Linked DNA regions of Homo sapiens: region 1 is linked to region 2. A link is a loop called in an ENCODE intact Hi-C map of the cell type or tissue named here. Cell type or tissue: body of pancreas. All regions are shown on one strand.

Evidence for each region. A loop is a pair of places that touch in the nucleus more often than their neighbours do. Peaks named below come from ENCODE experiments on the same cell type or tissue, not always from the same donor. Only the 100,000 strongest peaks of a DNase experiment are listed, where the experiment ranks them.
Region 1: it touches region 2 in a loop (3-fold over the local background); 3 of 110 quality-filtered maps call a loop at or near these places.

What each region holds. Positions count from the first base shown.
Region 1 is chr22:23,698,720-23,703,719 of GRCh38, reverse strand. It overlaps RGL4 (ral guanine nucleotide dissociation stimulator like 4), which reads right to left. Exons shown (of 11, transcript NM_153615.2): 11 at 4,552-4,876. The coding sequence ends at 4,837. It also overlaps the pseudogene GUSBP11. Among named protein-coding and RNA genes, the nearest start is that of RGL4, 10 kb to the right of the region's middle. In body of pancreas, no CTCF peak of the experiment used is centred here; a DNase peak (open chromatin) is centred at 2,759; H3K27ac peaks cover 1,493 bases.
Region 2 is chr22:23,632,857-23,637,856 of GRCh38, reverse strand. It overlaps LOC124905089 (a long non-coding RNA gene), which reads left to right and starts at 125. Exons shown (of 3, transcript XR_007068021.1): 1 at 125-174; 2 at 1,774-1,921; 3 at 4,947-4,981. RefSeq lists a silencer at 4,360-4,497. In body of pancreas, no CTCF peak of the experiment used is centred here; no DNase peak of the experiment used is centred here.

The DNA of each region.
Region 1 (5,000 bases), 66 kb before region 2:
CCGGGTTCAAGTGATTCTCCTGCCTCAGTCTCCCAAGTAGCTGGGAGTACAGGCACGTGCCACCATGCCCGGCTAAGTTTTGCTTTTTTAGTAGAGACGGGATTTCACCATATTGGCCAGGGTGGTCTCGAACTCCCCGACCACAAATCATCTGACCACTTCTGCCTCCCAGAGTGCTTGGATTTCAGGCATGAGCCACCGTGCTCAGCCTGGGATTTTGCATTTCAATCTTTGATTCATTTTGAGTTGCTTTCTGTACATGGTGAGACACAGGGGCCCAGTGTTATTTCTTCTGCATCCAGCTAGCCACTTATCCCAGCACCACTTACTGATAGGGAGTCCTTTCTCCATCGCTTATTTTTGTTGATTTTTTTCAAGCATCAGATGGTTTCAGTTGTGCGGGTTTATATCTGGGTCTTCTAATCTGTTCCACTGCTCTGTGGAACCGGGTCCCCAGCTTTTCAGTGAAAATGCCAAGCCATTACATTGTCTATGGATGTTTTCTTAGAGTGTTTCCTTTGTTTTAATGTTTTGTTTATACCTTTAGCAGGCTGCGTGCATGGATTTCTTTTCTAAAATACATGCGCACCCTGTTTTCTTGTGGGAGTTTTGTGGTTTCAGAATTGAGTTTTAGGTCTTTAATGTATTTTGCATTGATTTTTGTGTTGCATGACATAAGGGTCCTATTTCAGTGTTTTGTATGTGAATATTCAGTTTGCTCAAAATCATCTATTAAACAGTCTCTTTTTCCCATTGTGTCTTTTTGGTGTTCTTTTGAAAAAATGTGTTCACTATATGTAAATTGGGGTTGAGTATTTGGTTTACTCATTCTGTCCACTTTCTTAGTTTATACCAATAAAGGATTGTTTGGATAATTATAAAAGCTTGTGTTTTTCATTCATTTTTTTAGCTTCTAAGTGTATTTTTTAACATAATTTCTACGTTTATTATAGACTAAAGGGTACAAAGGCAGATTAGTTACTGCCTTTGGTATACTGCATGCCACTGAGACTTGGGGTCCCAGGGACCTTATCACGCAGGGAACAGGTGCACCCACCGGGTAGGTCTTTAGCACATACCTTGTCCCTTCTTTTTCGTCTGATAGTCACCAGTGTCTGCTGTTTTCACTTTTACGGTAGGGTGTATTCAATTTTAGCTCCACCTTGTAAGTGAGAACATGTGTCATTTGGTGTTCTGTTTTTTCCTTATTTCTCTTTAGATAATGGCCTCCAGCTCCTTTCATGGTGCTGCCAAGGACATGATTTCCTTCTTTTTTGTAATGGCTGCCTAGCTTTTTGTGGTATATATGTACTGCATTTTCCTTTTCTGATCCACTGTTGATGGGTACCTAGGTTGATTTCACGTGTTTGCCATCGTAAATAGTGCTGCCAGGACCGTTTGTGTGCATGTGTGTTTTGGTCAGAAGGATTCATTTTCCTTTGTGTATATCCTAGTGGTGGGATTGCTGGGTCAGATGGTAGTTCTGGTTTAAGTTCTTTGAGCAATCTCCGAAGTGCTTTCCATGGTGTCTGAACTACTCTGCATTTTCACCAAAAGTGGACCAGTGTCCCCTTTCTCTGCTGCCACACCAGTGTCCTTTTTTTTTTTTAACTGTGTAATCGCCATTCTGACCAGTGTGAGATGATATCTCCTTGTGCTTTTGATTTATATTTCTCTGATAGTTAGGTTGAGCATATTTTCAGATTTGTTGGTTGCTTGTACGTCATCTTTCAAGAAGTGTGTGTTCATATCCATTGTCTATTTATTAGTTATTTGGGGGGTTTTGCTAATTGATTTCTATAAGGTCTTTAAGGTAGATTCTAGATATTAGAACCTTGGTGAGGTGCATAGTTTGGGAACATTTTCTCTCATCCTGTATGTTGTCTGTCTACTCTGTTGGTAATTTGTCGTGTTGTGCGGTGGCTCTTCAGTGTATTAGGTCCCACATGTTGATTACTGCTTTTGTTGCAGTGTCATGTGGGGTCTTAGGCATATAAATGCTTTGTCAAAGCCGATGTCGAGAAGGGTACTTCCTAGGGTCTCTTGTAGGATTTTTGTAGTTTGAGGTCTTCCATTTACATCTTTCATTCATCGGAGTGAACTTTTGCACATGGTGAGAAGTAGAGGCCTAGTGTTACTTACTGTTCTGCATATGGCTCGCCACTTACCCCAAGACTATTGAAAAGGGAGTTCTTTCCCCATTACTTATCATTGTGTATTTCATCCAAAATCAGGTCGTATGAGGTGTGTGGGTTTACTTCAGGTTCTCTTCCACTCATCCATGTGGAAGCAGGTCCCTAGAGTTTGAGTGAAATTTCAAATCAGAGAATGTGATGCATCCAATGTAGTTTGGATTTCTCAGAATTGCTTTGGAAATGCCGGGCATTTCCTGGTGTCACATGAACTCCAGCATTGTTTATTTCTGTGTCCTTAAAACCAATTTGCTCTGTAGTAAAGGTATACAGTTAAAGAGTAGAGTGGGACATTTTGATCATGCATATATACCTTGTGTAATGATGAAAGCAAGGCATTGACTGTCTCTGTTACCTTGTGTAGTTATTATTTATTAGTTCTCTGTCGTTGCAATATGCAGAATCCTTCTTTTCAGCCTTTTTTGGAAAATATGGTAGGATACTGTTAACTCTAGACACCCTACTGTGGAGTAGAACAGCTGAATTTATTCCTGTCATCTGAATGTAACATTGTATCCATTTCCCAGTTCCTGCCCGGACTCCCCAACCCCCCGCCTCTCTTCACCACTGTGGAACTTTCTAGTTCTAGGAGATAAAGTCGTTTAGAGAGAAAGTTGATCTCATTCTCACATGCATGAAATCATGCTGTTTGTCTTTCTCTGCCTGACTCATTTTGTTGAAGGTCATGTCCTCCAGGTTTCTGCACGTTGCTGCAGATGACATGATTTCATGAATTTCTGCGGCCGAAGAGGATTCCACTGCGTGCTGCAGTTTCTTTATCCCTTTATCTGTGCATGAACAGGTAGGTGGATTGGATACCTTTGCTATTGTGAGTAGTGCTTCAGTCACCATAGGAAGGCCGATATCTCTTCAACATAACAGATTCCATGCGCTTTCTGTGTATAACCAGTGGTGGGATTGATAGGTGAACGGGTAGTTGTAATGTAAAATGTTTAAGGCACCTTCAACTGCTTCGCTTCGTGTGTCTAGTAATGTACCTTCCCACCAATAGTTTATAAAAGTGTCTTTTTCTGCGTTTCTACGTTGGCCACTGCCTGTGAACATATGGGTTTTTTGTTGTTTTTGGTAAGTTTCATTCTAATTAGAGTGAGAGGTATCTGAGTCTGGTTTGCAGTTAGACATTTGTGTGAGGATTAGTGAAGTTGAGCAACTTCTCTTTGACCTGTCAGTCAATTTCGTGTTTTCTCTTCAGATGTGCCTGTTCAGGTTCTTTGCCCAGTTTTAGCTTGGGTATTAGGTTTTGTTCATTTTTCCAGTTAAGAGTAGTGTTAGTTTCTTGTACATGTTAGATAACAACCCCTTTCACAGATGATTCTGCTGAACTTTCTTTCAATCTGTAGGATGCCTTCTTTAATGGTTCATTGTTTCTCTTCCCCATGCGGAAGCTCTAAAATGATGTTTAGTCCTATGTGTTTGTATTCACATTTTTGTTTTCCATCCAAAAAGAATAAAAAATAAGAAAAAGTATTGCCAAATCAATTGCATGGTCAAAGGGTTTCTTGCCATAGATAATTTTTGGTTTTCTTTTCTTTCTTTTTTGCAAACTGCGTGCATAGATACAAGTTTTGCCGAAATAGAAACTCCCGCTTTTCTTATAGGAGCTTTGCGGCTCCAGGATTGGATTTAGGTGTCTATTTTGTGTTGATTTGGGGGTATTACATGTTTCAGACCCTGAAATGTTGATTTCTTTGGCATGTTTTTGTCTGATATCCCACAATGGGGGTTGTGTTCAAATTAAGCTGTGGGACATCTTTTAGATACTGAGTTCAAACAGTTCTCACCTTCCTTGATGTTCATTTAGGGGAGAGGTGTCAGAAGGTCTGGGAAGATCCACAGTGGAAAAAGTTTATCTGTATTTCGTGGAGACTGATGGCCAGCTCCCTTCTGCCCAGGACTTCTGGAGAAGGCCAGCCCTACCACTTGCTTAAATACCTCCCATCTCCAGCCCTTCAGTAAATATTTAAGTGATTTGTTAAATATTTAAACCTTAAGAAAATTGAGTAACCCAGTGGAACTTGAATTTAACTAGAATTTAAGTTTGAGAATAGCTGGTCAGTAGAACAAATGTGACATACTATGGGTGACATAGATTGGGTGACATACTATGGCTTTTAAGGGGTTTTGTTTTGTTCTGTTTGTTTTCTTAAGCAGAGTTAACAATAATTTGAATAAAGAAGGAAAACATTAAATGCTTGGCATGTGTAATGTGAATGCTATTCCATAACTTGTTCAGCCATAGCCTCAATTTGACATGCTAGGCTATGAATCCTAAAGACTGGTATATGGTTACCGCACTGGAGTTACTTTTCTCATTCCAACAACTACAGAACATTTTGAATAGTTTTTTAAAATTTTATTTTAACGAAAGTTAAGAAAAAACCCTTACTTATACACTAAAGAAAATAAACATAAAATGGTCTCCCGCCTGACTCACAAAAGTCCCATGGCCTGATCCTGGCCAGCAGGAGCAGTTGGTGATGAGGATCCAGGGCAAGATGCAGCTGAGCTGCCAGCCTCCTAGATGTGGTTCCCTGGTGTCTACGGTCTGGGTGAGGGATGGTGCAGAGCCGGTGTTCTGGCCAGCATCCCGGTGGGTTCCCAGCCACTGCAGGATGTTGCCAGCCTACGGGTTTTCGGGCTCCAGCTGGCAGGACAGCTTGTAGCTGCAGGACAGAGAAGCAGCTGTGAGGCCACCATGAGCCACACATCAGGTCCCCTGTCAGTGCCTGCCCAGCTGGAATCCTGGGTCCCCAGTGGTCCCCATGCAACAGGGCTTGATGCTGGCCG
Region 2 (5,000 bases):
CCAGTGCAAGAAGGGTAATAGGTGCTCCATCATTTCTTTCTTTTTTTTTTAGATGGAGTCTCACTCTGTCGCCCAGGCTGGAGTGCAATGGCTCGATCTTGGCTCACCGTAACCTCTGTCTCCCAGGTTCAACCAATTCTCCTGCCTCAGCCTCCTGAGTAGCCGGGATTACAGGTAGATGCTGCAATGTCCGGCTAATTTTTGTGTTTTTATTACAGACAGGGTTTCACCATGTTGTTCAGGCTGGTGTGCTCCATCATTTCTAAGAGATTAAATAAGTTTTCACTTGAGGGAAGTTGGTGTTCTCAATGCTGAGGCCAGGCATCTCCTCATAATTAAAAGTGGGGATGTGTTTTACCCAGGGCCTCACTATTGATGGGATTTGGGCTCCAACATGTGCACAGCTGACTGCCTGGCAGCCCTAGGACCTGGAGAGTTTCTCAGATGCTTGGCACAGAGAGTCACTGGCCATCTTTGGAGGAAGCATCATTTTGGGAAATGGAAAACCAGGTCCTGTGTTGGGAATATCTGTGAGGCTCCCAGGGTCTGGGGCTCCAGCTCCTCTCTGAGAAGGTGTCGGGGGAGAGAACAGGGCCCAGCCACACCCAGCCCCTCCTGCATGGTTCCTGCTCATCAGGGTGTTAGAGGGGTGGGGGCACTAGCAGTGGTCAGGCCTGTGTTTCTGTGGGTGGGGCCAGGGAGGGACCCTCGGTGCATCCTAGGGAGTCTCTCCCATGGCTCCTGTTTGACTTTCCTGTGGCTGCTGTCACAAATGACCCCTAAAACATCACACATTGGTTCTCTCCCTGGTCTGGAGGTTAGCCATCCAAAATGAATCGTAGAGTGCTAAAATCAGGGTGCCAGCTGGGCCAGGCTCCTTCTGAGGGCTCTGGGGAGAATCCATTTCCAGGATTTTTCCAGCTTCTAGAGGACGCCCTGGGCTCCTGGCCCCTTCTTCCAACTTCAAAGCCAGAGCTCAGCATCTTCAAATCTCTCTCCCACTCTTCTCTCTCTCTCTCTCTCTCCCTGCCAACTGTCTTCTCTCACCCTCCCTCCTTCTCTCCCTTTCTTGTCCTCCAGCCCCACACCTGCTGTCACTCTGACCCTCCTGCCTCCTCCTTTCCCTTATAAAGACCCCACCTTGGACCCACCCACATAACCCAGGATCATCTTCCACCTCAGGCCCCTTGACATCATCACATCTGTAAAGTCCCTGAGGCCACACAACACAGCACATGGACAGGTCCCGGGACTGGGACACAGCCGTCCCTGGGCCCTAATTCAGCCCAACCACAGCTCCTTTCCCTCCTTCCTCTCTCCTTCTCTGGGTATAAGAAGGGAATGCAGAGAGGTTGGTCAATGAATACACACTTACAGTTAGATGCAAGGAATGTGTTCTAATGTTGGATAGCAGAGTAGGGTGACTATGGTTAGCAATAATGTATTGTATATTTCAAAATAGCTACAAGAGAGAACTGAAATATACTCAACACATAGAAATGATAAATACTCAAGGCCATACCCCAAATATCCTGACTTGATGATGACATGGTGGATGCACGGAACCAAACAGCACATGCACCTCATAGAAATGTCCAATATTATGTATCAGTGTAATTTCTATGAATAAGAAAGGCAAAAAAAAAGAAGTTAAGCATAAACTAGCCATTTGACCTAGCAATTCTAGCCCTAGGAATTTATCTAGAAGAAATGAAAGCATGTGTTCCAAAAAGACGTGTACATAAATGTTCTCAGCAGCCTCATTCACTATAGGCAGCAACTGGAAACAACCCAAGTGTCCGTCAGCTAGAGAATGGATAGACCCATGTGGTCTGTGCATACAGTGGAGTACTGCTCAGTTACACAAGGAAAAGAAACTATGGATACAGGTCACAGGAGGGATGATCTTCAAAACATTACAGTAAGTGAAAGAAGTAAAACTCCACGAGGGAAGTTGGTGGGCATGGACGTGTGTTTGAACTGGCAGAATTTTACTCTGTTCATTGGGGTATCAGGTATTGAGTCCCTATTGACCAGGTACTGTGCTAGGTGTGGCCATTAGAGAAATGAGAAGCAGACACCAGCTCCATTGTGATGAGACTCACTCGATCAGCCATTTCTGATGAACACTCAGGTACCTTGACACTCCCTGCTCACATTTGCAGGCTTTACTTAATGCCACTTAAATCTCCCTATTCCCCAAGTCTTCTTTCTTTTCTTTTTTTTTTTAAGACAGAGTCTTGCTCTGTCACCCAGGCTGAAGTGCAGTGGCACCATCTCGGCTCACTGCAACGTCCGTCTCCTGGGTTCAAGCAATTCTCCTGCCTCAGCCTCCCAAATAGCTGGGATTACAGGTGCCCACCACCATGCCCAGCTAATTTTTGTATTTTTAGTAGTGACGGGGTTTCACCACGTTGGCCAGGCTGGTCTCGAACTCCTCCGGACCTCTGGTGATCCACCTGCTTAGGCCTCCCAAAGTGTTGGGATTACAGGCATGAGCCACCGCACCCAGCCCCCAAGTCTCCTTTCTTTCCAATTCCCCTTATCAGGCACAGCTTTTTAAAGCAATCCCTGCCATACCCATGGCTTCAATTGTTTTCTATATGCTCTGATGAGAATAAAATTCAAATGTTGTTTTTATATAACAGTTCTATTTTACATGACACCTCATTCACTACGATTGTAAATTCGAAGTTGCTCTAAGAAAGTAATAACTAAAAAGTTGTCATATTTGAGTATGTAAATTTTAGGAAATTTCCTAAATGGTTTGACTTTGTGGGTGTATTTTTTAAAACATGAGTTGTGATGTCACAGAATGGACTTAGCCTACAGAGGTTTCTGTCCAACTTTCTACCAGAGAGCTCCATTTCAATGCGATACTTAAGAGTCCAAAACTATGTGGTGTTTTTTTTTTTTTTTTGAGACAGAGTCTCACGCTGTCACCCAGGCTAGAGTGCAGTGGCACAATCTCGGCTCACTGCAAACTCCGCCCCCCAGGTTTAAGCAATTCTCCTGCCTCAGTCTCCTGAGTAGCTGGGATTACAGGTGCCCATCATCGCACCCGGCTAATTTTTGTAATTTTAGTAGAAATGGGGTTTCACCATGTTGGCCAGGCTGATCTCGAACTCCTGACCTCATAATCCACCCAGCTCGGCCTTCCAAAGTGCTGGGATTACAGGCGTGAGTCATTGCACCCAGCCGAAAACTATCTTATTCCCCATACCTATTCCTCTTCCTACATTGTCTTTGTAGGAGACATTCACTGCTATTTACCCAGTCCTTCAAACTAGAGCCTTAGCAGCCTGTTTTTCCTTTTCCTTCCCCTGTTCTTCCACATCTAATCCTCTAGCACTTTCTGTTCTCTCTGCCAAATGATCACAGAACTTCTCTGTCCACTTCAGTCATTTCTACTTCCTTTGGCCTTATCTGTTCTTCCAGATGAACATAATGTCTCTCTCTCTTTTTTTTTGAGACAGAATCTCTCCCTGTTGCCCAGGCTGGAGTTCAGTGGTGTGATCTTGGCTCACTGCAACCTCCACCTCCTGGGTTCAAGCGATTCTCCTGCCTCAGCCCCTTGGGTAGATGGGACTACAGGTACCCGCCATCATGCCAGGCTAATTTTTGTATTTTTAGTAGACATGGGGTTTCACCATGTTGGCCAGGCTGGTCTCGAACTCCTGACCTCAAATGATCCACTCACCTTGGCCTCCCAACATCATGTCTCTTAATTGGTCCCACTGGTTCCATGAGTCCTTCTCTATTGTGCAGAGAGACCTCACTGCAAACACATCTGATAGAGACTCCTCACCTCTGTGTGGTTCCGTGACTCTCATGTTTCCAGAATAAAACTTAAACTCTACTTCAACTCTACTGCTGGACAGTGAATGAGCCTTTGTATTCCAGGTTCATCCACTGTTTTGCAGTGTAGCCTCAGACAACTGAACTCTAAGCCTTTGTTTGCTCATCTGCCTGAACTCACTGAGCAGTTGTGGGACCTTGGGGAAGTTACTTGACTTTTCCCTCTAGATTTACGCTGTAAGATGTGTAAAATGGGACTATTTCTGAGGGTTAAATTAGTATGCCACAGTTGGAACACTGTCAGGCACATAATGCTTGCCAGATATTGACTATTTGTCTTTGTCCTATGAGGACAATGGTACCCCACTGTGGGGTTCTCAATTTTGTATAAGAAAATAATGTTTTATGATTTGTTAGTAAAAGAAATACCTGAGGCTGGGCATGGTGGTTCATGCCTGTAATCCCAGCACTTTGGGAGGACGAGGCGGGTGGATCACCTGAGATGAGTTCAAGACCAGCCTGACCAACATGGTGAAACCCTCGTCTCTACTAGAAATACAAAAATTAGCCAGATGCGGTGGCGTGTGCCTGTAGTCCAGGCTACTCAGGAGGCTGAGGCTGGAGAATCGCTTGAACCTGGGAGGTGGAGGTTACAGTGAGCCGAGATCGTGCCACTGCACTCCAGCCTGGTCGACAGAGCAATAGTCCATCTCAAAAAATAAATAAATAAGTAAATAAAAGAAATATCTGAATACCCCTGCCATGGAAAGAAGAAACAGAGCGAGAAAAGGGAGTTGGTAGGTCGTAGCATTACAGAACTGGGAAGGATGTGTTCAGTCCCTATTTTATAGACGAGGAGGGAAGTGTGATGTGTCCCAGGGTTTCACTGAGGATACACAGCCATAACTCTCTATTGAGAGTGGGACCAGGGCCCTGGGGGTAGCTATGGTCAAGTTGCAGACAAGAACTAACACTTGTAAGACAGGAGAGAAGCATTTAATTAGAAAAGCAGTAAAAAATTTGTGTATAACTACATTTGGTGAGCAAATGAAAGCTGTCAGACTCAGAAAAACAGAACTGCTGGTGGAACTGACTTTAGTAACTGGGGTTTTCTTTCTTTTGTTTCTTTTTTTTTTTTTTTTTTAAAGACAGTTGCACCTTTGTCACCCAGGCTGGAGTGCAATGGTGTGATCTTGGCTCAC